Regions from separate parts of the Homo sapiens genome. Here regions 1, 2, 4, 5, 6 and 7 are each linked to region 3. A link is a loop called in an ENCODE intact Hi-C map of the cell type or tissue named here. Cell type or tissue: mammary epithelial cell. All regions are shown on one strand. Region 1 holds the start of FAT1 (FAT atypical cadherin 1). Region 2 holds the start of LOC124900838 (a long non-coding RNA gene). Region 3 overlaps LINC02492 (long intergenic non-protein coding RNA 2492). Region 4 overlaps LOC102723906 (a long non-coding RNA gene). Region 5 has its middle 84 kb from the start of LINC01060. Region 6 overlaps LOC105377613 (a long non-coding RNA gene). Region 7 has its middle 52 kb from the start of LINC01060.

The links. A loop is a pair of places that touch in the nucleus more often than their neighbours do. Peaks named below come from ENCODE experiments on the same cell type or tissue, not always from the same donor. Only the 100,000 strongest peaks of a DNase experiment are listed, where the experiment ranks them.
Region 1: it touches region 3 in a loop (18-fold over the local background); 17 of 110 quality-filtered maps call a loop at or near these places.
Region 2: it touches region 3 in a loop (12-fold over the local background); 23 of 110 quality-filtered maps call a loop at or near these places.
Region 4: it touches region 3 in a loop (5-fold over the local background); 6 of 110 quality-filtered maps call a loop at or near these places.
Region 5: it touches region 3 in a loop (13-fold over the local background); 11 of 110 quality-filtered maps call a loop at or near these places.
Region 6: it touches region 3 in a loop (17-fold over the local background); 26 of 110 quality-filtered maps call a loop at or near these places.
Region 7: it touches region 3 in a loop (3-fold over the local background); 2 of 110 quality-filtered maps call a loop at or near these places.

The regions. Positions count from the first base shown.
Region 1 is chr4:186,723,534-186,727,533 of GRCh38, forward strand. FAT1 (FAT atypical cadherin 1) reads right to left here and starts at 323. Exons shown (of 27, transcript NM_005245.4): 1 at 131-323. RefSeq lists enhancers at 1-265, 766-1,765, 2,948-3,449. In mammary epithelial cell, CTCF peaks have their summits at 2,021, 2,483 and 3,509; DNase peaks (open chromatin) are centred at 358, 2,498 and 3,208; H3K4me3 peaks cover 4,000 bases; H3K27ac peaks cover 4,000 bases.
Region 2 is chr4:189,200,808-189,204,807 of GRCh38, forward strand. LOC124900838 (a long non-coding RNA gene) reads left to right here and starts at 2,338. Exons shown (of 2, transcript XR_007058428.1): 1 at 2,338-2,455; 2 at 3,836-4,000. In mammary epithelial cell, a CTCF peak has its summit at 1,645; a DNase peak (open chromatin) is centred at 1,554; H3K4me3 peaks cover 187 bases.
Region 3 is chr4:187,605,164-187,609,163 of GRCh38, forward strand. The region is part of intron 2 of LINC02492 (long intergenic non-protein coding RNA 2492); the gene reads right to left. The region is part of intron 1 of LOC105377604 (a long non-coding RNA gene); the gene reads right to left. Among named protein-coding and RNA genes, the nearest start is that of LINC02492, 65 kb to the right of the region's middle. In mammary epithelial cell, a CTCF peak has its summit at 1,524 (motif pointing right); DNase peaks (open chromatin) are centred at 1,578 and 3,188.
Region 4 is chr4:186,935,599-186,939,598 of GRCh38, forward strand. The region is part of intron 1 of LOC102723906 (a long non-coding RNA gene); the gene reads left to right. Among named protein-coding and RNA genes, the nearest start is that of FAT1, 210 kb to the left of the region's middle. RefSeq lists an enhancer at 1-372. In mammary epithelial cell, a CTCF peak has its summit at 1,687; a DNase peak (open chromatin) is centred at 1,613; H3K27ac peaks cover 1,034 bases.
Region 5 is chr4:188,370,054-188,374,053 of GRCh38, forward strand. No RefSeq gene overlaps it. Among named protein-coding and RNA genes, the nearest start is that of LINC01060, 84 kb to the right of the region's middle. In mammary epithelial cell, no CTCF peak of the experiment used is centred here; a DNase peak (open chromatin) is centred at 2,208.
Region 6 is chr4:189,121,961-189,125,960 of GRCh38, forward strand. It overlaps LOC105377613 (a long non-coding RNA gene), which reads right to left. Exons shown (of 4, transcript XR_001741964.1): 2 at 3,080-3,188; 3 at 2,279-2,422. Among named protein-coding and RNA genes, the nearest start is that of LINC02508, 350 kb to the left of the region's middle. In mammary epithelial cell, a CTCF peak has its summit at 2,397 (motif pointing left); no DNase peak of the experiment used is centred here.
Region 7 is chr4:188,401,943-188,405,942 of GRCh38, forward strand. No RefSeq gene overlaps it. Among named protein-coding and RNA genes, the nearest start is that of LINC01060, 52 kb to the right of the region's middle. RefSeq lists an enhancer at 2,909-4,000. In mammary epithelial cell, a CTCF peak has its summit at 1,527; a DNase peak (open chromatin) is centred at 3,383; H3K27ac peaks cover 2,806 bases.

The DNA of each region.
Region 1 (4,000 bases), 880 kb before region 3:
TCGCGCGCTCATCCGTTTTCGGCAGCGCCGGAGCCCGAGCCGGGGACCGGGCGGACACCCACAGAGTCCGCACCGCAGCGCGCTGCACGCTCTCGCCCCCGCCCGCCGGCCCGCGCCCCAGCGAACTAACCGCAAAGTTGGCCCGAAGTGGCGACGGCGCTCTCGTGGAGCTCACCCGCCGTCTCAGCGCGCCCCCGAGCAGGGACCGGGCCTGCCGGGGCCCTCGCCGGGCTCGCGCGTCCGCATGGTACCTGCCGCACGAGCCGCTCCCGCGCCCTCTCCCCGCGCCCGGCCGCCCAGCTCGGCGCCGGCGCCTCACGCTCCCCGAGCGCAGGAGATCCCTCCGCCCCGGCCCCGCCCGCCGGCGCCGGCGCTCATTTCTCGGGCGCGGAAACTCGAGCCCACTTTCCCCGGCTGCCGGCTCTGGGACCGCGGGCTCGGCCACGCAGTCCCGCCCGGACCCAAAGAGCCCCAGTCCCTGCGAACACCAGGTCCGTGCTGGGAGACGAGAAGGCGCCCAGCGGGGTCTAGCGCGGCTCCGAGGGGCAGGGCGAGGCTTGTGATGCCGAGGTTAGTTACGGCCAGCCACAGGCGCTGTGCAAGGAATTGGGGAAAGCTCCCTGCCAAGAAAGGGAAACGTTAGCTTAGCTAAAAAAAAAAAAAAAAAAAAAAGGCTGGGGCCTAATGAGAAAGCTTCCCAGAGGCATCCCTTTAGCTTTTCCATAGCCTTCTGGGAGCCCCTGAATCTGCATTTGAATGGCGCGGCTCTGGGTCCGCGAAGGTTTGGTGGGCTGAAGTCGTCCTTCAGGTCTCCAAAGGAATGCAGCTAGGTCGGAATCTACTTCCTCCTTCAATCCCCAGAAAATGGAAACGCTTCCCCCGCGACCTTTTTCTGCCGAGTTAGACCCCAGGCCCTCCCCGCCGCGGGCGCCTGGCCTCCCCCGCTGACACCCCGGACGCCCAGGCCTGTGGGACAAAAGGCAGTCGCGGCGTCCCGCGGGCTTCCTAGCCCGGGAGTCGGCCCCAGGGGCCCCAAAGCGTGACCCCAGGCCGACAACTGCAAGTTCCTAGGCAGAGGGGAAGCCCCAGCGCCGAGAAGCCCGCTCCGAGAACTCCCCGCGCCGGGCGCCCAGCCTGAGCGTCCCGGGCGCGGAGCCCATCCCCGGTGCGGGCAGGGCTCCAGCCGCAGGCTCGGCGCAGGGCGGACTCGGCCGAAGCCCGGAGGGCCGGAGGCGCTGGGACGCAGCCCGGACAAGAGGGCGGACTTGATCTCGGAAAGTTTGTGGGACTCAGGCATTTTAACACTGGGAAGACAAAGAGATCCGATTTCCCTGGGACTGGTGAGGGGAGCTTGGCGGGGAGGGGAACGGCAGGGCAGTCAAGTGTGAAAGAGAATTTCCTGGGTTCAAAGTTAACGCAGTCACCTTATAAGCCATCTTAGAGGTGACCGGAAAAAATAATAATAATAAAGGTGTCTAGCAGGTTGTGGCTGGGAAGGAAAAATAATGCCTGCAAGATGAGTGTGCCGATTCGTAGCCCTATATTCCCTGCCCACCAGTTGGAATACACATAGATTCACACATCCAGCAAATGCAAACTCCATCATCCAAAGACGTGTTTGTCCCGGCCATAATTGCTCCAAGTGCTTACAGGTCAATTTCATACATGGAACACCTCGAAAGTGGGTGACCTGATCTCCAAGCCCAACCGGCTTGTGCCGCTTGCCGAATTGTAAATCTCAGCAAAACCCAAACACACCGGAACTCCAGCCGTTTCCTGGGAGCGAGGAAGCGGGAGTAATGCTAAAAGGGGAAAAGAAGAACAGTAAAAAAAGTACAAAGATACCATTCCCTGACGTAAAATCACGGGATTTTTTTTAAATGGCACAAGAGAATTCCTGGAGAAGATTACCATTAATTAATAAGTAATAACGCTTCCTAGGGCTTACTAGATGTTTTACATCTGTCTGGGAATCCCGATTTTCCAGGCTCCCTGAGAAATCTATCTGCCTGGAAGAAGTTGCACTTCGTCGCCACAGGAGCCGCCGAGAGCCAGGGATGGAGATTTCAGACTTAGGACTCTGCCACGATTCTACTGATCCTTAAGCGCCAACAGAACGAAATGGACATGCCTATTAGCTACCACAAATCGAATTATTTTATATGAGAGAGAGAAATGTGGTTCAAGTTCCACATTTGTCCTTTAAATAATCGACCCTCCCTAACCCTGTCCCCAAAGGCTCGTGGAAATTAGGGAGGGGGTTGGGGAGACGGTTCCAGAAACAAAACGCTTTCCTCCAGCACGGCCTCTACATCCAGTCCACCCAAGCTGATTTTTGTAACTCATATAAAGAATGGGCCCGGGTGGGTGGTCAGTGAAGACTGGGGTGAGCAAGCGCCCACGTCGCCGAGCGCCGGGGAGGTCCAGGTTCGCCTCCGCACAGAACCCTGCAAGGAGCGCGCCTCGCCAGGTGCCCGGACTAGAGGGCGCTGCGCCCCTGCAAATCTCGCGGCCCCGATGCGCCCTCCCTAGGCACCATTGCTATAATAAGTTACATTCAAAATAATGCACAAACAGCATCGCCTCTCAAGTTCTTTTTAACAGTGCTCTATATGTATTTTATGAACTCCCAAAGCTATGCATACGAATCTTTCATCGCCGATCCGCACAAAGCCAGAGGGATGCGCAGCTCCTGGAGCCGAGAACCCGTAGGGCGCACACGCTTCCCCGCACTCGCTTAGAGCCACACACCCCACGTAATTTCATTAACGTTTAAACTTAAATGCCAAAAGGCATGCACGATTTGAACAAAGAACTCACCAGTCTAGCCGAGTCCTCGGCCCTGGGCTCTAAAGTCCTCGGCAGCTCCGTGATCCCCTCGCGGTGTAGATATGTGTTAAGAGCCGGGTTTGAAGTACCAACTTTGCCTCCCCGGGATCTTCAGCATGTCCCTAACCAGAGTGCCAACGTCCGTGCCGCCGGGACCCAGGCGGCCGCATCTCCGGAGGCTTCCGACCAGGGCAAACTTAAGCACCAAACGCAGGCGAAAAGAGAGTGCGCGGGGCCGGAACGAGGGCCCGGGAGCAGCCAAGTTTGTCAGGACGTGCCCAGGCAGCCAGCCGCCGAGTTGAGGAGTTGCGGCCGCCGGCTGCGGCGACTCGCTGCCTCTTTCCCCACTCCCTCCCCCTTGGAGGCGGTGGGGGAGGGGAGGTGACGTCAGCGCCCCGCCTCGCCCCCCGCCCCGGGCGCGGACGGGATTCTCCGGCTGGGCGCGCCACCCCGACAGTGGCAGCAGCGGCCGTGGAGGCTGCGGGGGTCCCGGCCTCTGCGGTCTCTCTGGCCGGCCGCAGCTGTGGCGCGGGTGAAACGCCCGCCCTCCTCCTTCGGCTGCGTCTCCCGGGCGCCGGCGAGCGCGGGCGTTCCTCGCACTCAGCGCCTGGAGCCGCCTGGAGCCCCGCTGCGCGCACTTCCCCGGCTCGCGGAGCCCCTCCGGCGGCGTTTCCCACGCCGCGGACTGCAGGTGATGCTCTTCCTCTTCTGCAGCCGAAATTCGTCGCGATGTGTCGCCTGCCAGATTTTTGCTGGGCGGAAGCATGAACAGTCTCTGCAGACTGGCCTGGACGACTTGTACTTTGTGGCCCTCCAACTTCTGGATGTGAATTTTTTTTCACGACTTATTATTATGCTCTTCGTGGTCTTTGTGTTGAAAATCACGGAGCTGTATTTTTATTTTCAAATTCTTTCCCAATGCTCCTCTTGTCTTGACCGTACTCTGAAGCTTATAAGGTTCTGAGAGGAGGGGGCGAAGGGATAGGGGAGGAGCCAGTTCCTAATGTGTCTTACAAGTCATCCCTAGTGATAGGGGCTAATACGCAAATCACTGTCTCCTCCTCGAAATAATATCCATTTAGATAAATGCAAACACTGTTGAGGTTTAATTTATAAAGAATGCGTCGTCTTTATGTAAGTGTCCAGCCTCCAGGAAAATATCTGCTGTGGA
Region 2 (4,000 bases), 1.6 Mb after region 3:
GGCCCAGGGGTTACCAGAACTCTATGACAAGGGGACCTAAAACCCCTGTTGCCCTAGAGACAAGGCCACCTCAGCACAGATGCCAATTTCATAAGCCTTGAAACAAAGTTTACCCTTAAAGAATGGCTGAAATCCTCTTCACAAAAGAAAGCCCTAGTAACTGACCTGGATTGAATACAGGTGTAAGAAGGAGGAAGAGTCCCCCAAATATTGAAAATGGTCTCTGGCTGGAAGTCCTCTGGTTAGTCAGTCTTCTGACCCCGACTGTGTGTGGCCCATGCCACAGCCGACTCCTACTAACCCTCCTGTAAGGGCACTGCCAGAAGAAAGTGCTTGAGCATCAGACGGTGTCTAAGGCTCATCTATGACAAGAATCGAGCTGCAGGGGAGAAGTCGCCCCTGGGGGAAGGCTGATTAACTAGAACCACTCAAGATCCTCGAATGTGACACTAAATATAATTGTATAATAAGAAAAGACACAATGCACAAACAGCCTGTAGGCATTGGCTAGCAGGGGACCACACAGCAGAGAACAGTTTATGTAAGGAAGTAGTTTATGAAAAAGTGAGTGGACATTTAAACAATGGAGAAGGCAAATATTCATTTCCTCAATCTGCTGTATTAGGAGACGTGGAACTTTGAAAATAGAAAAGTAGAACATTACCTGGAAGGCAAACATCATCTTATATAGATTGTGTAAGAACTTATTAGTGACCGAATAAGAGAGAGAGAAACCAAGAAAGGGAGAAACCGAGAGAAACTAAGAGGGAGAATATGATGGAGCAGGTGAATACCTGGAAGCATCAGTGCTCAGACATCCTGGGATTTCTATAATCACCTGAATTTCCTGATTTCCTGAGGTCTGTCTCACTGAAACTCTCTCTCAGTCCAATTTCTTGGGTCCAGTTTTAATGCCATTTTAATTCATCAGCAAGCTCTCCTTAGGGATTTGCCATTTGGGTCACAGAACGTGTTTGCCTCTTTCCCTGGTTCCGTTGAACTGTGAGTGGCCCTGGTTATGGCACACACTTTACCTGTGACAATTGCACCTGAACACAGCAGAGCTACTTGGCTGTAAATGAAACAGCCAATCTCTTATTTAGTTACAATGTCAGTGTAAAATGCAAACATGTTTTGAATCAAATGTATGTTATTAAATCGCTGAATGGTGGAAAAAGGGGAAAATAATATGTGGATATTTCAAGATTTTTAAAAATAAATGGAGTTGAGGAAAAAAGTCATTCAAAAACTAGTTTTTGTGATACTTCTAGCTTCTTAGCAAAGATACTGGATTCGACAGCTCAAAGAAATTTCTAAGAAGTTTCCAAACCTAAAATTTAAAACGCTAAGCGGATTCCTTTTCCTTTATGATTGCAACGTTCGAACAACATTCTGTGTGAGTGTTCATTGTCTGGTGATCTGTAATGATAGGGTTTCTGGCCAGATTCTTGACAATATCAATAAACACATTTCCTATCAACCGCAGTCTCACTCCCCTGGACATTGTGACATAAACACTAGTTGGTTAAATCCAGTCTCAGCTATTCTCTGAGAATGCCAAACTGAAACCACGTTGCACACTCGCAACGTGGCCCCAGGGGAGCCGCGGCCTGGCAACGCGCGCATCCTGTGGTAGTTCAGGAGCGCCACCTGTCGTGGAGAAGGAGAAAAGCAGGGCAGGGAAGACATTCTACATTTATTCTATTTTGGTGACATATATTCAAATAAAGGACGTATTTTCTTCTACAACTGTATTTTGCCCATTTGCTGTTTGATGATGTCTTACTAAAATGTTAAAGCGTGTTTACTGACTATAAATCGATAGTAAGTATCTTTTACAGAAAGAAAGAAAGGAAGAGAGAAAAGAGAAAGAAAGAAAAGAGAGAGGAAGGAAGGAAAACAACACTTGTCTTACCTTTATAGAAATTCCTGTGTTCAAACACTGTTCATTATATTTTTTCTTTAAATAATACCCTTAAGAAATGTACAGTTCTAAAACCCTACAACAATTTGTGTTTTTGTGGTTAAATAAACCAGTGTGAACTGTTTAAATAAACCATGAGGGCTTCATAACAGAAATTCAAATGCCCGGGTTGTGCTTGATCGTTACACAGGGTTTCAGCTGTGGTTTGCAGATTCTTGTAAACTAAACCTCATGGGAAGAGCCCACATTGACAGCTCATTTGTGAACCTTGAGGACAGAAGGCACTGAACTGCCGCCCGAAAACACTCTTCTCATTCTTAAATGTCTCTTCCATACATTCCAAGTTCCTAAAGGCATTCAACATAGCAAATGCTCTAGAAGCTATTTCTGAGTCATAAACCCAGTGACGTGAGCCAAGGTCTTCAAAGGAGACTCTCCTAATCTAAAAGCCTCTGTTCAGTGAGTGCTCCTACTTTCCGTGGCACCCAGCCTTCTTTCTCTCCGTGCTCCTCTGCATTTACCATCTCGCAGGTCAGTCCCCACCCCTTTCTGTCATCAGCACCTCTGCACCTCTGGCTTCTTCCCCTGAAGGCAGCCTGTCTGGCTGCTTCTCATCCATCAGCTCTCAGCTCACATGTCGACACTGCAATAGAAATTAGGCCTACCTATCTATTTGATTCCAACAACTCACTGTAATTCGCAACTATTCTATTTATTTTCTCTAATTTTTTCCTGGTGTGTTGCATATTTCCCTCTCCAAAATAGAAACTTGACCAATACAGCCCCTTAACTACCTTATTTACCGTTTTGTTAGCAGCATATAGTAACATGCCCTGGGGAGATGTGTGCACAATAATATTTTTGGAGTGCTGAGATGAAGGCTTTTCTATCAGTCAAACTGAACAAAATGTCTGAGGCTCTTTTGATAGGCTTAAGCGGATGTAAATAACTCTATATCATTGTAGCACGGTTTGCTGAAAGGCAACTCATGGGCTATAAAGGCAGAGAATTAAGTGTGGAAGTTTATAGTATTAGTTTGGTGAATAATATTATGATAAACATTTAAACTTTCCCTGGAATTCTGCAGCTCTGGAATAATAGATAAAAGTGTTGATGTTTCTCTAGCACAGGTAATCTCAGTGCAACTGGAGAAAGTTTGAAGTTACTGAATATTTGGCTAACTGAATTTGCTAATCTGCTTAAATAACAACTCCCAAAGTCTTGATACCCTGGTCTTTTTAAACGTGGACTAACAAAAATTCGACTGACCGAAACTTTCATTTATATTCATCTGAATATACAGCATATTCTGAATATATAGACAGGGACACTGTAATATCCCCAAAATACACATTCCTGGAACATTGCATTCTACCAGTCTTCTGTGTTACCTATTTTATGTTAATTTTGGCTACGTTATATGTTCCAGAAGTACCAAGATTTTCTACTTAAACAGTAACAAGTGAGTTTCAGTTGGGGCTGTTTATTTATGAAAGCTGTTTCATAAATAAATAAAGCTGTTTATTTATGATAGCTGCAGCTATGAGAAGCACCATGGGAGGGAGTCTGCAAACTGGTAAGACAGGAAAAGTTTCTCATGGAAGAGTAAAAGCAAGACGTTGTTTGCTAGAAAAAGGATAAACAAGAAAAAGCTAGTGTGAAAGAAAACAAAAATAACATACATAAAAGGGAGCAAATATGTTCCCCTCTCCCTGGAAAAAACAATTGTCTTTTAGCCAATAGTAAAATTAGAAAAATAAAGATAGATAATAGACACTTTGCGATATTAAGTGAGAGGAATTGAATGTGAATTTTAGTATTCTGACTTTAAAAATCAAAAATCAGAAAACCTGTTTGATATCCTAATTTTTGTTTTGAATGTTTACTGAATTATTAAATCCGAAAATCTAGGAACCAATTGATGCTGAAATGGATAGAAGTAGCACGAGTGAAAACTGAAGCAGAGGCATCAGGAAGACGCATCCTCAGAAGCTGTAAGACAGCATGGCGTGGGAGACGGCCCCTCTGTTTCGTCTCCTCAAGTTCCGTGGCAGACTAGTAAGACTGAGTTTGACA
Region 3 (4,000 bases):
CCCAGGGACGACCCCGACCCCGGCTCGGCTTCAGTGCCTGCCTGAGGACACTGCAGGCTGCCCAAGGAGTCTACTGTTTGCTCCAGCCAACCCCTGGAGAGAGGGCTCCCATCTCCTAGCCTCTGTGGGAGGGTAAGGGCCTCATCTTGACAAGCTCCAGTTAACAAAACAATGTGGGTTTCACACGGACCAATCCCCGATTTCCTGCTTTTTGTAATTTTCCACTTCTCTGACCAGACTGATCCCCCGTCACCCATGCTCTCTTCTCTCGCTCTTGCTTTAAAATGCCCAGTCTCCTCTGCACAAATAAAACTTGAGTTCAATTCATGCTGGACTTTTTCCTACTACGATGGTACGTTATGGATTAAAAAACCTGTCCTTCCAGCTTTACCTAATGGCAGGCTTTGTTTCTCTTTGGACCATGTGCATGGTGTATCTTTCTTCTCTGCTCTCAGTGTGCCAGAAGTAAAATTAAGGGATTGAACCAATGGCTAGAACATCTCCAAAATTCTTACTCACTCTGGGTATGGTCTGCTATTTTTGCATTTAAAAAAAATAACTTTTACTTTAGACACAGGGACTACATGTGCAGATTTGTTACATGAGTATATTACACCCAGGTGGTGAGCATAGTACCCAATAGGCGGTTTTTCAGCCCTTGCCTGCTCTCTCCCTACCACCTCTAGTAGTCTGCAGTGTCTCCATTTTTCCCATGTTTATGTCCATATGTGGTTAATGTTTAGTTCCCACTGGTAAGTGAGAACATGATGTATTTGGTTTTCTGTTTCTGCATTAATTCAATTAGGATTACGGATTCCAGCTACATCCATGTTGCTGTGAAGGACATAATTTTACCCTTTTTATGGCTGCATAGTGTTCCATAGTGTATATGTACCACATTTGCTTTAACCAGTCCACCACTGATGGTCACCTTAGGTTGATTTCATGTCTTTGCTATCGTGAACAGTGCTGCAATGAACATACGCGTGCATATATCTTTTTGGTACAATAATCTATTTTCCTTTGGATATACACACAGTAATGGGTTTGCTGGGTCAAATGCTAATTCTGTTTTAAGTTTTTTGAGAAATCTTCAAACGGCTTTCCACAATGGCTGAGCTAATTTACATTCCCACCAGCAGTGTATAAGCGTCCCCTTTTCTCCGTAGCCTGACCAGCATCTGTTGTTTTTTTACCTTTTAATAATAGCCATTCCTCTGATATGATATGGTATCTCACTGAGGTTTTGATTTGCATTTCTCTGATGATAATGATGTTGAGCATTTTTTCATGTTTGTTGCCCACGTGTATATCTTCTTTCAAGAAATGTCTGCTCATGTCCTTTGCCCATTTTTAATGGGGTCGTTCACCCTTCGCTTGTTGATTTGTTTGAGTTTCTTATAATTCTGGATATTAGACCTTTGTTGGATGCAGAGTTTGCAAATATTTTGTAATTCCCAGGCTAATCATATTATACAAACCCAGGTCTGTTAGCCTGAGCTGCAGTTTGAGATAAATACCAGTAGGTGGCAGTGCAGGTCACATGGTGGCTTATTCTGCACAAAGCTGCTTTCCCATGGGGGTATGCCCTTGGGAAGAGAGGACTCAGGCACCAGTCTGGACAAGCACCCTTTTGTTAACGCAAAGGAAATAAGTCAATCAAATCAACACCAGTAAAGAAAAGTATACTTAGAAATACCAAACAACAATATTAAAAGAAAAACATCCTTAAGAGTACTGTTTTCTTTTCTCCTCATACTATTTTTGAGTTTACATTGCTGCTGCATTTTATGAACTCTTTTTGCATTGCAGCCCCAGGTTCAAGGCTTGGTGGAGTCCTGTAGTAGCCACCCAAGATTTCACTGGTCTTCAGAAACTTGGAAATAATCTCTCACAATTCGTCTTAAAACCACTGAATGTATGGTTCTTATGGAGGAGAGGCTGGCTAAAGGCAAAGTAAATGTAGATTTCGTGTCTCATCACAGAGGTTCAGCAATCACTCGCCCTGTCCTCAGTAGTTCCCCAATAGTCCCCTCCCAGGTCCCCACTCACTGCCTCTGGGATGCATCCCCCACTCCCTCCCCACTCCCCTGGGGTCTGAACAATAAATGGAAAGCAACTCGGCCTCTTCCCTTTCAAGGTGGGCACCGCCACTCTAGTTTAGTGAAAAATCTTTCCCTAAAATGGTCAGATTGATAAAAGGTAGGCAACGGTTCAGGAATATTTGTGCTTCCATTAGTGAGATTTATGAACTTACTCCAACATTCTGAAACAATGGGGGTTGATGATACAGTTCCCTAAGGTTCTTTTTATAAATTTAGCTCCAAGATCTTTATTTATCTGTAACTTCTGTGCTTCTCCTGAGCCTGTGGTAACACACACCTCTTAAGCAAGGGCTGCTCAATTAAGAACACCCTAGGAGGCTTGCACCTGAAGGTTTGGCTTTATGCCAGATACCATATCTGCACTAAAGAGCTTGTCTTACTAAAGGGGCTCACTCCCATTCTTTTCCATTTTAACAAAGGTTAACTTAACTTAAACATAAAATATTTGAAATAATTCTATAGTGACTGTCCCATAGAGAGAGAGGAAATGTATTTACATTGGGAGCTCTATGGAAATTTCATAAAGTGAATAGTTCTAAAATGAAAAGACAGAAATCTCTAGCATAGGTTATATGTTCCAGTGTTATGAATTAAGTCTCAAAGAAATTAAGTTCTTCAAAAAAGTTCCTGTTATAATGACACATGCTGAACTCTTTGTGTGTGTGTGTGTGTGTGTGTGTGTGTGTGTGTTTGTGGGGCCTCTAATACCCTCATGTTTTCAGTTTATATTTTACAGTATCCCCATTTTTCAGTTGAAGAATCATAAGGAGATGCTTTAAATAGTTTGCCCAAGAACATCAAGTGAGTAATTTGACCAAGCCAGAAAAATTGCAACAAAAGCTGGGTTTCTGCATTGCATCAGCCAGAACCGTGCTTTCTCAGAACTCTAATTCAGTATTATAATATTTCTGCTCTAACACCTTGCAGTGGGGAAAAAATTAAAATCTGATATTATACACACACTTTGGAATCCTTTAAAGTAAATGAAATATTTATGATTCAACCTGGGTTCAAATGAAGGAAGTGTAGGCATATCAGCTACAGTAAACCAATTGATGACTCAAGATGGCCAATGATGATAAAGTTGAGAGTCAGCTGGATTTTCACTGGGGCTGGCAGCAAGACAGGCCTGATGTTGAAAAAAGCAGACACAACAGGTGGAAGAACGGCAGAGTGGCTCTTGCTTTTGGTCTGAACACTCCCACTGGCTGCAGCACTGAGTTCTATAGAAGCATCTGCTCACCTTTCCTCTTGGCTGGAAAGACTTACATCAAATGATTACAGGTTTAATGAGGGAGAAGTGTCAAGATTAGAAAGACTAAGCTGTAGGTTTCATCTGGTAAACAATACGGGAAAGAGGCTGGGCACACTGGCTCACGCTTATAATCCCAGCACTTTGGGAGGCCAGGGTAGGAGGGTCACCTGAGGCCAGGAGTTCAAGACCAGCCTGGGCAACACAGAAAGACCCTCATCTTGACAAAAAAAAAAAAAAAAAAAAAAAAAACAGCTGGACATGGTGGCATACACCTCTATTCCCAGCTACTTGAGAGGCTGAGGCAGGACGATCACTTGATCCCAGGAGTTTGAGGCTACAGTGAGCCATGAGTGCACTATTGCACTCCAGCCTGGGTGGCAGACTGAGACACTGTACAGAAAAAAAAAAAAGAAAAAAAGAAAAAAGAAAAGAAAAAGGAAGATATTTACTCTTGCAAAGAATATGGGAATAAAGGCTATTTTTAAAGATATGTGTGCATTTTTATTTTATCTTAAACAAAGCTCTCTTTTTACAGACCTATTCAAAAACACTGTATTATCTACATTTAAGGTTTCTGAATTGTTCTTGAAAAAGGTAAGCTTAGACTGGTAATTGTGGCTCATGACTGTAATCCTAGCAC
Region 4 (4,000 bases), 670 kb before region 3:
ACAACCTCTTCATTGGTCTGAAATTAATCTAGTAGGTTGCAAACAGCACTCAAAAAGGAGATAGACTAGAACAGACCAGTATATTTTACATAGTAAGGCTAAGTGTTATTTCATGAAAGTTTTTTTTTGGTTTTCAAAACACACCTCTCTCTCTGTGGTGTGGTGTGTGTACTGGGTACTGATAGAAAATTTATTTCTTACTCTGGGTTGCAGTAAAAGCAGTTTGAAAGCTCCTACCTTGGAAACTCTGAAGCAGCCTGGGGTTTGGATGTGGATCAGGGAGTCACAACCATGCTGTAAAGCCAAACAGCTAACCTGTGACACTGCTGGGCACAGACTGAGGTATGTCTCGTGGCTGTTACCGATGCCAACTCTCAGGATTCATACAAATGGAAGACAAGAATATCTTAGGTAATCTACAAATCCCCAGGTCTGATTTAACTCACCTTTCTCCCTTACTTTGAGAAACATCTGTTGCATATCTAGCATGCGCCGGGCAGTTCTAGATGCTGGGAAGATAGTGTGAAAGTCAATCCTTGCCCTCCCTCATGGAACAGAAGATGCTTCCTACAAAAAGTCTTACAATTCTGAGTAACTAAGTTAACTGGTTTATTTTATTGCCTCCTTTTCCCCAGCCTGTCAGTCTTTTCTGATAAAAAGGCTAATAAACAGAAACCAGTTAAATAGCAACCAGAGGAAAAGAACAGGAAAAAAAATCGAGTCTGAATAACACATAATTAGCCCCTTGATATTTGAGGCAATAGGGGAAATAATAATGTCATATACATGATTAACTTCTAAAGTTGGCTAAAAAAAATAAAGGAAAAAACAAAAAACCCTCAGTTCTATCTATGAGCCCAGCATGTCCAGAGTATTGTCGGAGTGGCTGTTGTCTTTGGGTATCCTGAATTTTCTTCCTAGAAAGGAAGAAGAAGGCCCCCATTTAGTTTTGTTGCAGGTTTCAAATTCTTCTCTGGGAGAAAAGCTAATGCAGCAAGTTATTTTTTCCCTGGCTATTTATTTTTCCATTTCCAGTCGCTCTATGCTAGATTGTAACATTCAGGGATTGGGGAGTACAATCGCTTCAGAATAATCAGTCATAAACATTCCAGGTTTAGTTAACTATTAAGGAAAGCAGCGTCTTTACTTTTTAAAGAGGAAAAAGAAAGAACGTATGCCACGGCCTGTAAAAGACTTTCCCATGTTTTGTTTACATTGGAATTTCAAAAGCTGACAATATCTTTCCTTCCTTCCTGCTCCTTGATGTAGTGAAAGGTCTTCCCTGTAAGTCTGATCATTTTAGTTGAAAGTGTTTAGACTATCTCGTGTACTCAAGTACTCATCACGATAGAATTCCACCGTGTAAGGGCTTGGTGGCTTCTAAGCTCATATTTTCTTTCTTTCTTTTCTCTCAACAAACTCAACTATCATTGTCATTTAACTTTAGGCTCCATCCCACATTCCTGCAGGAAATCTTCTTTTAAACAGAATTATATACTGCAGGAATGGAGCTGCTCAATTTTCACTGGGTTGCATTTTTTATGGTTGTTCCTTTACTTCCTGGTAGCATATTTCTGATGACACATCCGTAGCAACAGTAGTTTTATTTATAAGCAAAGGGAAGAAGAAACATGGACTTTGGCTAACCTGGGTGTACAAAGAACACCCAGAATGTAATTGTAATTATGTCCACTTGTGGTGATATGGTCCAAGGTTTATCAGGATTTCCAAAGGAATCTGTGGGAGGAAATCTACCAGTGATCACAGCCATAATGAAACAAACTGATGTGGAAATTTCTATTCTTTAAAACCTATTTTAAATTTAGTGTTTACAAATAGGTATAAGTTAGCAAGAGTGCTGAACTCAGGGGACGATCTAAATCCACTCAATAATTAGTTCAACAAACTTAGGCTAGGCACAGTGGCTCACGCCTGTAGTCCCAGCACTTTGGGAGGCCGAGGAGGGTGGATCACCTGAGGTCAGGAGCTCGAGACCAGCCTGACCAACATGGAGAAACCCTGTCTCTACTAAAAATATAAAATTATCCGGGCATGGTGGTGCACACCTGTAGTCCAAGCTACTCAGGAGGCTGAGGCAGGAAAATCACTTGAACTCAGGAGGTGGAGGTTGGGGTGAGCCGAGATCATGCCATTGCACTCCAGCCTGGGCAACAAGAGTGAAACTCCATCTCAGAATAATAATAAAAAATAAATAAATAAATGAATAAATAAATACAGTCATGGGACCCAACATTACAGACTTTAGTCATTGACGTTACAGAATTGAGCCACTCATAGACAGGGACATCACAGAGTTTAGAAGAAACAGAGAAGTGGGAGGGGACAGAGTCAGCAGATGTGCCTCAAGCAGAGGGTTCGGGGGAGTGTCGGATGAGAAAGAAGAGCTGGAAAAAAATGTTAAGAAGGAGTAGCTGGAGATGTTACAAGAAAATAAGGGGTGCTTATCATCATAGAAGCCAATAAGATAATTTGAAAAATATAGCGGTTACAAGAGTCAAATGCTAAACGGTTCCGAATGCGTGAGGGTTGGGATCAGGACTGGCGATTAGCAAGTTTTATGTGGCTTTTAAGCCATTACTTTCTGTAGAAAGAGAAGAGCACAGCCAGAGGATAGAATTGAATGGGAAGTAAAGATGAAGTAAAATGAGCGTAGAGTGTATTTTTTCTCGACAATTATTGGTGTATGGAAGCATGTAGATAAATAGTTCCCTGAAAATATCGTTTACAGGGGTGCTTTTATTTCTTTGGATGAGGAAACTACAGTACATTATAGGACAAGTGAAAGGAGCAAGTAGAGAAACAGGGTAATGATGACTTTAGGGAAAGATAAAGAGGGGTCTCAACAGTTCAGAAGGAGCAAGTCTCGGAAAAGAAGAGGGACAGTTGTGTCTGTTTCACTTATGCATTGTCATATGACAAATATCCTCAGAAACTTGGAGGCATGGCCGGACGCTGTGGTTCATAGTTTATAGGTGCACAGTGACTATAATCCCAGCACTTTGGGAGGCCAAGGCAGGGGGATTGCTTGAGCCCACGAGTTTGAGACCAGTGTGGGTAACATGGCGAAACACTGTCTCTACAAAAAAAAAAAAATTAGTTGGATATGGGAGCACATGCCTGTAGTCCCAGCTGCTTGAGGGGCTGAGGCAGGAGGATTGTTTGAGCCTGGGAGCTCTAGGCTGCAGTGAGCTGTGTTCACGCCAGTGCACTCTAGCCTGGGTGACAAAGTGAGACCTGTCTCAAAACAAAACAGAAGCCCCACAAAACTTAGAGGCTTAAACAACACCATTTTATTATTTTTCACAGTTCTGTGTGTTGGCTGCGCTCCCCTGAGATGTCTTCTCTCTGCTCTACTCGTCTCAGCTGAGCACATCTCGAGTGGCACAGTTTGGAGCAGAGGATCTAAGGTGGTTGGTCTGACTCCTTGACTGTGTTAGCTTGGGTGGCTGAAACGCCGTGGATGCTCTTTCATCCCGTAGTGTGTCTCTTCCCGTGTGGCCTTTCCAGCAGCATGGCCCAGACCTCTCACATGGTGGTTCAAGTGAGAGAAGGCTGCAGAGTCTCTTAAGGCCTAGGCACTGAGACTCACGCATCATTTCTGCCATATTCCAAGATCAAGTGAAGGTACTCTGCAGGTCACAGGGCAGGGCAGATTCAATAAGAAAGAGAACTAGGAAAAGCACAAAGATGTGGCCGCATAACACATTGGGGCCAGTTTGCAAGGATTTGCCACAATGCTTCTAGAACAAAAGAGAAGGAGAAAGGATTAGTGTAGATTTAGAACACTTCTGAATTAAGAGGAAGCAATTGGAGAAAGTTCAGGCTGAAAACCTTCAATTAGCATAGACTGAAAAAAGCTCATCTCTTAAAGGAGAAGTCATAAAAGAGTTTATATGAATCAGAGTGTGATTCCTTTTTTTCTTATACAATATGAAATAAAACCACTCTGTAACTCTTGAATAAATCTGCTGTTAGGGAA
Region 5 (4,000 bases), 760 kb after region 3:
CATAGCCTCCCAACTGATAGCATTTTCCTTGAAAGTTTAATGATTGAGGGTTGCCTGCTTTTACATAATTTACTACGTATTTTTTAAAAATTATAGGCCAGGCGTGGTGGCTCACGCCTGCAATCCCAGCACTTTGGGAGGCTGAGGCGGGTGGATCACCTAAGGTCAGGAGTTCAAGACCAGCCTGGGCAACACAGTGAAACCCCGTCTCTACTAAAAACACAAAAATTAGCCAGGCATGGTGGCGCTGCCTGTAATCCCAGCTACTCGGGGGACTGAGGCAGGGGAATCGCTTGAACCTTGGAGGCGGAGGTTGCAGTGAGCCGAGAATGCGCCAGCCTGGGTGACAGAGCAAGACTCCATCTCAAAAGTAAATAAATAAATAAATAAATAAATAAATAATAAAATAAATAAAATTATGTTAATAGATGTTACTATACATGTTCTGGTTAAAAACCTGAGAAAGTATTTTATTACATTTGAGGAATGGATTTGAGAGTATTTGTACTTCAGGCAATAAGAAATATTGATCAAATCTAAAAAAAAGGATCATAAAAAAGCATTTGATACTTTGTTTATCCATATATTTGCGAACATAAATGGAGTTTTTTGGATCAGATGACATAGTATCTATTTCCTTAATCTATGGGTTAGAATATAAAATGTGATTGATTACAAAATAACTTGTTTTTCATGAAAAAAATTAGCAGCTCTTGTAAAATGCATCTGAATAAGGAGAAAGTGTGCTACAAATGAGTAAAGAAAAACGCTGACTGGCTATACAAATACACTACTCATTAGCACACAAAAACTGTCTCACTTAACCAGGGAACTCCTTCCATTCCATCAGGCATGCCTTCCAGAGCACGTTCTTGCCTTTTAAATCATCAATCATTGCTGCCACTTTAGTGAGACCAAAAGGGTTAAAACTGAAACCCAGCCATTCCCTTTCACTTCTGCAAATGCAGCTCAGCTTTCCCTTCTCTGGTCTATAACAAATGCCACCCACTCTTTCCTCTGGGGTCTTCTCTGATTTGTATGGCCAGTCCCCAACCCGCCTCCTGAACTTCCATGCAACAATTTCAGACCCTCAGCAGTGGAAAGTCTTAGCATAGATGTTCTGTGAGCTTCAGGGCTTAACCCCTCATGAAACTTGACCTGAATCCGTCAGTGGATAGAAAACGGATTTCATATTTAGAATCAGCATAACTATTTGTTACAATTTTCCAGAGTGTTTTTTTTTTTCTTTGGAGACTGAGCCTCGCTCTGTCCAGCCCAGGCTGGAATGCAGTGGTGTGATCTCCGCTCACTGCAACCTCTGCCTCCAGGATTCAAGCAATTCTCTGCCTGAGCCTCCTGAGTATCTGGGATTACAGGTGTCCGCCACCATGCCCGGCTAATTTTTTTGTATTTTTAGTAGAGATGGAGTTTCACCATGTTGGCCAGGCTGGTCTCGAACTCCTGACCTCAGGTGATCCACCCACTTTGGCCTCCCAAAGTGCTGGAATTACAGGCATGAGCCACTGTGCCCAGCCTCTCAATATTCTTGATATTATATGTACTTGTATTTTCTTTGTATTTGAAATTATCATTAGGATGGTAATCAGACAACTTAGATGTTACAATATCTATACTAATCACATCACATTACTTTATTGTTACTAGTTTCTGTGAATGTGTCTTATCTTTTAAATTAAATCCAAAGCTCTTTGAGCCAGAAACTTTGTCTTGTATGAGGTTTGCTATATAAGTATTTGGAGGGAAAATTGAGTGACTCGTTCTTTCGTAAAACTGTTATATCGGAACACCACAGCTTCATGAAAACACATTAACTAGAAGTTATTACACTGGAGTTCGATCTCCAAATAATGCGGGTTGATTAAGTTCCATTAGCTCTGTGGCTTTAAGCAAGTTCCCTACTTCTCAAGACCTTATTGAATTCACTTTACAATAGGGTGACTGGGTCAGGTGATGTCTCCAGTATTCTCCCTTTTAAAGTTATATCACTTTTCAAAAAGAAAGTCTATTCTAAGAAAGAAAATATGACTCGAAGTCTGAATTTGCCCAAGTACCAAAGAAAGGCTAAAGTTAAAGCAAATCTTATTCATAGAGAGCACTAGTAAATCTATTTCTTTTTGATGCTTGAATGTTTTCTATGCTGGAATGTTCTTGGTACATATTAGGTTATAAAATGACTCATCTTTAGGACATTTCAGTGCCTGAGGGTATTTTCTTTGTAATCCATGTATTGAAATTTGACTCTTGATAGCACATGCCAAGCACATAGTTCCATAATATGATTTTTTAAAATTACAGATAATGAATATCAGATGAACACAACAGAAGACACTTAGAAATAAATCACATTTTGACCACTTTTAACAAATACTCTTAGATCAGTGTCAGATATGAGTCCTTAAAGTTTGGCCACAAAGATAATAAACACTTTATCAAATCTCTATCTTCATAATGTGTGCTCTTCTGAAGAATTATTGTCTCTAACAATGCTCTCAAAGAGCTACCAGAAAGGTTATTAAAATGAAACCTATGGTCACTGTAGTCAGAATACAAAACAAACACGCATAGTCACAGTTCATTTGCATCCATTTGCACAGTGCATTTGTTTGATTTTACAAATAACTGATAGATGAGTGGAAATAATATTCAATGTCTTGCAATTTGCAGAAAAGAGAAGTGCGACTTTAATCTCAGAAGAAAATATTTCCCAGAGAATGTGAATATCTAGTATATTGTGCTATCAAAACTCTATCCCTTTATTTTATGTCCTTGCTTGACATTTAGTTGGGGTTTATTCAAGGATTACTTGATTGGAAAAGTGCCTGCATATTTGGATGTTTAAATACATTTGATTTATGTCTCAAGTGACATTTGTGGAAAACATTTTCTGTTTTAGAAACAGTCAGGGTCAGGGAGGTCTCGCCGAGGGGAGGCAGGGACTCAAATGAAGGACTGGCCACATGGAGTATGTGTATCTCGGAGAAGAACATTGCTGACCTCTGTAGGAAGAAAGACTGGCCACATGGAGCATGTGTATCTTGGAGAAGAACATTGCTGACCTCTGTAGGAAGAAAGATGTGCACAGGTGGGTCTGGTCTATGCCACATGGATCCCAGTAACAGCAAGGAGGCCAATGTAACAGGGGTAGAGAAGCAAAGGAGACATTTGGAGAGGCTGCCATATTTTAAAGGTTTTGTGGCCATGTTTAGATTTGGTTATAAGAGTCATAGGACACCATTGGTCTTCTGTTTTAAAGACACCTCTCGCTGCTATAGTGGGAGGAAGGAGAAATATTAGCATCAGGTACAGGTGAACCATGTTTGTGTCTGAGGTAGATGCCCAGCAAGATGAGATGTGCAAGGTCCATCTACATAACTGTGAAGGACAAAGGGAACGGGGGCAGAGGCAGGGAGGGGAAGCCTTCAGACAGTTGTGCCAGTGGGAGACCTTGAAAGGAGAGGTGAGCTCGGACAGCCTGAGACCCAGCATAGTGCTGAGGAGGTGCTGGCAAGGCCAATGGGGGCCGCCTGGGAAAAGCTGCTCTCTAGAAGAATCCTGTTCCAGGCATGAATAGCCTTGACCTAGTCCTCTCTCCTAGGACTGGGAAGAGCCTGGGAGAGGGTGGCCTGGTAGTCAGGAAAGAGTGGCAGCTGGGGACTGTCACCTGCCTGCTCCTTGCAGCAGGTTCTTGTGAAGGGAGAGCCAATCAGGCACCTCCATGGGCACCAGAACGTGAGCGCTTTGGACTAGGGTGGAGGTAGTGGAGGTGGTGAGGTTTTGCCGGGGTTCTAATATATTTAAAGGGGAGAACCAATGATATTTACTAAAAAATAAAATGTGAAATGTCAGAATTCTTTGAGTTGAGATTTTGGGTGAATGGTTATGACAATTCCTAATGGAAATTGGAAAATATTTGGAAGGAATGGGTGTCAAGGTCAGATAAAGGCAGATAAGAAACTGTTTCAGGCATGTTAAGTCTGAT
Region 6 (4,000 bases), 1.5 Mb after region 3:
ATGTACAATTGGCTAACAAACATATACAAAATCCTCAACATCTCGGCTGCACGTGGTGGCTCAGGCCTGTAAACCCAGCACTTTGGGAGGCCGAGGCGGGCAGATCACGAGGTCAGGAGATCGAGACCATCCTGGCTAACACGGTGAAACCCCGTCTCTACTAAAAACACAAAAAATTAGCCGGGCGTGGTGGCGGGCGCCTGTAGTCCCAGCTACTCGGGAGGCTGAGGCAGGAGAATGGCGGGAACCCCGGGAGGCGGAGCTTGCAGTGAGCCGAGATCGCGCCACTGCACTCCAGCCTGGGCGACAGAGTGAGACTCTGTCTCAAAAAAAAAAAAAGCTCAACGTCTCTAATTATCAGGGAAATACAAATCAAAACCACAATGAGATACCACCTTACTTCTGCAAGAATGGCCTTAATCAAAAAATAAAAAAGTAATAAATGTTGGTATGGATATGGTGAAAGGGGAACACTTCTACGCTGCTGCTGGGAATGTAAACTAGTACAGCCACTATGGAAAACAGTATGGAGATTCCTTCAAGCACTAAAAGTAGATCTACCATTTCTTCCAGCAATCCCACTATTGGGTATGTACCCAGAGGAAAGAAGCCATTATACAAAAAAAGGTACTTGTACACACATGTTTATAGCAGCAGAATTCACATTGCAAAAATATGGAACCAGCCCAAATGCCCATCAGTCAACAACTGGATAAAGAAAATATGGTGTGTATATATCATGGAATACTACTCAGCCATAAAAAGAAACAAAATAATGGCATTCGCAACAACCTGGACGGAATTGGAGACCATTATTCTGGGTGAAGTAACTCAGGAATGGGAAAGGAAACATCGTATGTTCTCACTCATAAGTGGGAGCTAAGCTATCAGGACACAAAGGCATACTAGTGATACAATGGACTTTGAGGACTTGAGGGAAACGGTGGGAGAGGGGTGAGGGATTAAGGAGTACACACCGGGTACAGTGTACACTGCTCAGGTGATGAGGGCACCAAAATCTCGGAAATCACCACTAAAGAACTTATCCATGTAACCAAACACCGCTTGTTCCCCCAATACCTATTGAAATAATAATATAATAATAATAATAATAAACAAAAGCAAACAAACAAATAGTACCTCAGTTTCTGCCTCATGGATAGGGATTGTCAGAAGTCATCTATTTTAGAACATATCCTAATTTTAGAACTGTTAAAATATGAAAAACTAAGCATCATAGAACTGAAAGAAAATAGTAGGGTTGCTATGTAGATTTATGTGAGTTAAAACAACCAAACACCTCAGCACAGCGGCTGGCCCAGTGTCATCACACACCAACTATGATCAGTTACTCTTACTCCCAGCTAATCTAGCACAGGCTCATGAGCTCCAGTTGGTTACTTAATTTACAGAAATTCTACTCCACAACTCTTGTATTTTTGACTCCTTAAAATGAAGTTAAGTGCTTTTTATAAAAAAAAAAATGTTAAATGCTTAATAAATCTCTCCAGTCAAGGATTTCTGTTTTCTTGATTAAACCAATGGTTCTTTGAAAAAGAAGTCTAGGGAGCATCAGCAGCAGTGTTCTAACAAGCCCCACTGAAGGTGTCCGTAGAATTATTATGGCACTCATGAAAGTGTGGATTTTATAAAGACAGAATTGCCCAGCCTTTCCCTAATGTGATCTACAGACCAACCTGTGGAAAAATGAAACAGATTTACTCTACAGTAATGCTTAGCCATTCATAATTTTCTGGAACTGAGGTCTGAGAACATGTTTCTCAGTGGGTCAGTCACTTTGTTTTTCTTTTCTTTTCTTTTTTTTTTTTTTGAGACAGAATCTTGCTCTGTCACCCAGGCTGGAGTGCAGTGGTGTGATCTCCGCTCACTGCAACCTCTACCTCCCAGGTCCAAGCGATTCTCCTGCCTCAGCCTCCTGAATAGCTCGGACTACAGGTGCCCGCCACCACGCCCGGCTAATTTTTCTATTTTTAGTAGAGAGGGAGTTTCACCTTATTGGCCAGGCTGGTCTCAAACTCCTGACCTCATGATCCGCCCACCTCGGCCTCCCAAAGTGCTGGGATTACAGGTGTGAGCCACCGCGCCCGGCCACTTTGTTTTTCACATACTGAGAAGAGACGATGCACTCCCATGAGACATCTTCCACACCCAAGAGCAGAAAGGACAGCCTTCAGGCTGGTGGCTGAGGTTCACTTCTATTTATAACAGCATTTTAAACAACATAAGCTTATGGTTTCATAAAACTAGAAGAATATACCTGAAAATAGATTTCTGAAGTTTGATTTCACTTCATAAATTCACCTTCCATTGACGCTCCAGTGCATTTCAATCCACATCGCTGCAACGATGAAGGAGCGCTGCCATCTGCAGGCGCAGACCGACTAGAGCAACAGCTCAAAACCTAAAATACCCGCGTGTCCAGAATTTAAATGAGAAATATTTTGTTAAAACAGTATCTTAGCAAAGGGAAATAGCTTATAACGGAACAATCTTTTAGAGGCAAAGCTTTCGTCTGTTGCTTTACTCTCTTATTAAATCATTTATCCAAAATATGTGAGACCAATGAGGTATGTTTATTTATGCATAATATGCTGAAGTTTCAAAACACTGATTTCCCACAGGGTAGGAAACCATGTAGAAATAATATGTGTGGCTTTCTGGTTTGTTTTCTAAGAGCAGCACACTGAAATGTAAAAGCAACTGTGTTTGTACAATAAACAGGAGTCTTCTTTCTCTCCTAACATAGCAAAGAAAGGAAAAAGGTGTTATTGCTAAAAGAAAATACACAAAGTAAGAATCCAATACTAACCCTCTACTAAAGTATTTCCTTATTTATAAAAAAGAAATGGTTCCCATGCATTTCTCACAAATGCATGTTTTCAGTGGATCAGCAAGATGTCCAAACAAGAAATACCACCCTGTGGAAAAGCTGTGCCTATGGTATTTCTGACGTACCAATGCCAAAAAGTGGCTTTGGCCTGATTCCTCTTTCCTATGATCTCAGGTTGTATTTCCAGATAAAAGAGATTCAGTTACATTTGGAAGTGAGAAGAAATACCTGGAATTTATCCCCCCCAACTCGCACTGCGGCATTCTTTGGTCTTAGTCCAGGTATTCAATTCCACTTTCCTGCTCTTGGACCCTGTTGATCCGGGAAGAGGGTGGGCCTAGAACAAAAAAAAAAAAAAAAAAGATTTGGTAAAAACTGAGTGGATGGAAGAGCTGAGGCACACATTACCTCTTAGAACAATAGAAATGATTTCTTCAATAATTGTTTTGATAACTGGGCGGCCTGTCCACGCATTCATCTCAGTGAAGTTTTCCCTGATAGCCTGTTTTAAATTGATCATAGTTTTTCTTCATGATGCACATCCTGCCCTTTCCTTCCTCAGTATCACTCACAGAGCTAAAGGATATCCATGTCTCAAATATTAAAAAGCATGAACCAAGAGTTCTAAAATGATAAATTATGTGTCAGTGCAGCAAATGTATCGCTAGGCTCAAAAAACCCTATGAATGAATTAAATTTCTAACAATGCCTACTGTTTATTAGAAGCTTTACACCAAGGCTAATCAGTATTTCTGTAAATATATGATAGACAGGAGGGTTACTAATTACATTTTTCAGAAAGAGAATCAAGGTTGCATGATCAAGTCTATTTGTGGCATTTGACTCCACGTCAGCTTTGAGGGCAGATACAGGGTAAATCTAGGCATGATCGCTGTTCACTGTCAGTGAGTCCCTGGGAGAAAAGACAATCTGGGAGGGAAAACAACCAAGAGATGATTCTGATAGCATGAGTTTCTTAACTGCATTTAGACACTGATGCTTCCAATTCATATTTCTTCCGGAAATCCTATGGTTGTGAAGCAATCTATCACATTATGTTTTCTTTCCAATTTGTATTTTTTAAATTTAACTTTTATTTTAAGGTCAGGAGGACATGCGGAGGTTTGTTTCATAGGCAAACTTGTGTCA
Region 7 (4,000 bases), 800 kb after region 3:
TCAATTAGAGAAAACTATGTGATTTACATTTTTACATCATGACTTACTATTGCTCTCTTCAGCAGTCACAGCCTGATAGAGGTGATGTAATTTTCCCTGCTGTGCTCCTGTGTCTGTGTCTTTCCTTATGCATGCTCTACTTTTTTTTTTTTTTTTTTTTTTTTTTTTGAGACGGAATCTTGCTGTGTCGCGCAGGCTGGAGTGCAGTGGCGCGATCCTGGCTCACTGCGAGCTCTGCCTCCCAGGTTCATGCCATTTCCTGCCTCAGCCTCCGGAGTAGCTGGGACTACAGGCGCCCGCCACCATGCCTGGCTAATTTTTTTTATTTTTAGTAGAGACGGGCTTTCACCATGTTAGCCAGCATGGTCTTGATCTCCTGATCTCGTGATCCGCCCACCTCGGCCTCCCAAAGTTCTGGGATTACAGGCGTGAGCCACCGCGCCCGGCCTACTTTTTGTTTTAAGAACATTGATGCTCTGTTATTTAATCTCTAGAATTCATAACTGGCATATCTTCATTGTGAATCACACGCTTATTTTTTCTTTTCTGCTACTTTTTCTTACTTCTATGCTTTTTCTGCCCTGTGTTTTAAAGAGAAGAAAATCAGTGATGCCACACAAAACACTCCGTGGTAGTCAGATCACAGCGATGGTTTTAACATTTGTAGTGCTGACATTCTGTTCCCGTTCTTGTCTCTTTCACTGAGTTCTCCTACCATCAGGCAGGTTCCATGCTCGTCACCAGGCCCTGGCTGCAACTTTTCATACCCTATCAACATTTGGTTCACTGATGATTGTTGTTTGCTAGATTTTCCAAGCAGTTCCATATAAACAATGTTCCCATATCTTTGAACATTCAAAAATCAGTTTGTATTGCGTTTATACTTGATTGAAATAATAGTTGGTATAAAATTTCCGGGTTGCACTTTCTTGGTGCAAAATTTCACAGGTCTCAGCTCTTTCAGTATTGAATACTGCTACACACTGCCCTTGTGATTACAGATTCAAGCTGGCCATCAGACTTGCAAGACACAGACAGCTTTAATCTGATGCTACATTTACTGGGCTTTAAAGGAGGATACAGGCCGGGAGACACAGCTGGTGTCCTGGGGCACCCACAGCTCCCTTTGCCCTTTCACCTATCCAGGGCCTATGTGGCTGCCACAAACAAGAGTCAGGGTGCTTGCGGGCCACATGGATAATCAGAAGCCACCGCCTTGATTTCCCAACAATTTTTTATGCTATTTCTAGACACAAAGCTACAAGCCACATATTGATTCACAGCCCCCCTGTTCCAAGGGCAATGGAACATAGGTGATGAGGGAGACATTCCACATCTATTTCAAATCTGTAATTTCCAAGTGTGTCTGTTAGCTTCTGTTGATTAGGAAATTATCCCCAAATTTAGTCACTTCAAACAGCAACAGTTTGTTAACCTAAGGATCTGCTGAAGAGTTCCCATGGTCTGGGCTGGCTCTGGCTAATCTCGCCCAGGCTTGCTCACATGACTGCAGTGCCTTAGCAGGATGGCAGAGGGCGACTAGCCCGTCATAGCCTGCCTGTGGTCTGGTGGTTGGCCATTTGCCTCTGGCTCAGCGTGGCGATTGTTTCATTATTTTGCATTCTTTTGTTGTTGTTGTTTTTTGTTGTTTTTTTTTGTTTGTTTTTTGTTTTTCGTGTTTTTTTTGAGACAGGGTCTCTCTCTGTCACCCAGACTGGAGTGCAGTGACGTGATCTCAGCTTACAGCAACCTCTGCCTCTGAGGCTCAAGCAACTCTCCCGCCTCTGCCTCCCAGGTAGCTGGGATTACAGGCGAGCGCCACCACCGCCCAGCTAATTTTTGTATTTTTAGTAGAGATGGGTTTTCACCATGTTGGCCCGGGTGGTCTCGAACTCCTGACCTCAAATGATCCAGCCGCCTCGCCCTCCCAAAGTGCTGGGATTACAGGCGTGAGCCACTGCGCCTGCCTGTTGTTAATAGTGGTAAAATATTTGGTGCAGCTTCTCAGTGGCCACATTTTACAGTTTCGGATGCACTTTCTGGATCGGGCATGCATTTTCTGCTTGTGTAACTCTGCTTATTTTGCATTATTTTAAGGCATTTATAATTAATTCTGATTCCTCATTTTGGACTATGTTTTGTTTCTCCTGAACCGTCTCTTTCCTGTAGGTAGAGGGAAGCATTTCATGGAGGGCCAGGTCCCTGGCTAGGACAAGGTAGAGCCTCACAGTCATATTTGGTATCCAGCGGCCATTGCTCTGCCCCAGCCTGTCATCTGGCTGTGGTGGGTTTGGTGGCCCACGTCTAACTCTACCTCTGTTTCTAGACTGTGACCCGGGACCGGGGGAAATTAGTAGCAGCCCGTGCCTCCAGTGCCACTGTGGCGAGCCCTCTAGGACGGGCCTCTCACATTGGGCTTTATGGTGTCCGCGGCCTCAGTGTCAGTACTCTGCTCCTCCCCACAAGCAGCCCTGCTCAGTTTGCCCTGGGCTGGCAGGCTTTTTCTCTGTGTTGAGGTTTGGCATTTCACCTCACTCCTGTTTTCATTAAAAGTAGACTTTTCCTTTCTATTTCAAGTTCTGTGGATGATTTTGGGAGAATGTTTTCTTTATATCATCTGCAAATACGCTTCCTCATTTCCCACCTCGACTTTCCATCTTCCACTTTCAATCTTTTCTTTTTTTGGAAGGAGGGTGGGGTATTGTCAGAGTTGTATTTTCCAAGAGCCCTTTCAATTTCTCCATTTTTGCCCTTTATCACTGTGTGTGTGTGTGAGAGAAAGAGACATACAGCATACATATAGAAAGATGTGCAAAATGTAAATGTATATTTAACAAGTGGTTATAAAGCCATATAATATGCAACAACCACACAGGTAAAGAAATAAAGTCTTACCAAAACCTAGCAGTCTCCCAGGTGTCCCTCTCCAGTCACCACACTCTTCCTCATGCCCCTACCCCAGTACCCCCAGGAGTCAAACACTTTTCTGCCTTTAGTGTCATCATGTCTTAGCTGTGTTTATAATTTTACCACCTATATATGCATTACGAAAGAGCTGCTTCTCCTTGCTATCTTTTTCTTGCTGTAGGTCTTGTATCTTCAAAGATACTTAGAAATAGGGTTCCGAATATAACTTTTTCTGTTTCTGCACTCTCTCTCTTCTTTTGTGTTTCCTTTAATCTGTCAGACTGATTTTGTTCCACTCACATGAAAACTCTGTCCCCAGTGCCTCCTGATCCTTGCCTCTGCATTCATGACTAAGTGTGATGCACTGGGAGATGACTGGGAGTCCGTAGGGAGTGGGCGTATTGGCCAGTGGTCCTTGCCTCTGCATTCATGACTAAGTGTGATGCACTGGGAGATGACTGGGAGTCCGTAGGGAGTGGGCGTATTGGCCAGTGGTCCTTGTCTCTGCATTCATGACTAAGTGTGATGCACTGGGAGATGACTGGGAGTCCGTAGGGAGTGGGTGTATTGGCCAGTGGTCCTTGGCTCTGCATTCATGACTAAGTGTGATGCACTGGGAGATGACTGGGAGTCCGTAGGGAGTGGGTGTATTGGCCAGTGGTCCTTGGCTCTGCATTCATGACTAAGTGTGATGCACTGGGAGATGATTGGGAGTCCGTATGGGATGGCGTATTGGCCAGTGGTCCCCTTAACAGAGCGGACCTTTGTTGTTGGGCATCACCTGACCCCAGTGTCTAAAGGAGAATTTCCTCCTTGGAGATAACGTCTGACCGCAGCCTTCTGGGAGCCACGGGAACGGTCTTGTGTGCCTGCAATTAGAACACACGTAATCACTTTATTTCTGAATTTAAGCCTCACCCAGTCCCCCATGGTTGCTTATTTGCTGACTCCTAGCTAGGAAACTTTCTGAGATTCTCTGAGTGAATCACATTTGTTTTCTTCGTAGGTTGTGGCTTTCTTTATTGTACTAAATCAATGCCTACTAGTCTGTTAAATGTCAAAGAAATATTAAACTTTTTATATTCTAATACTA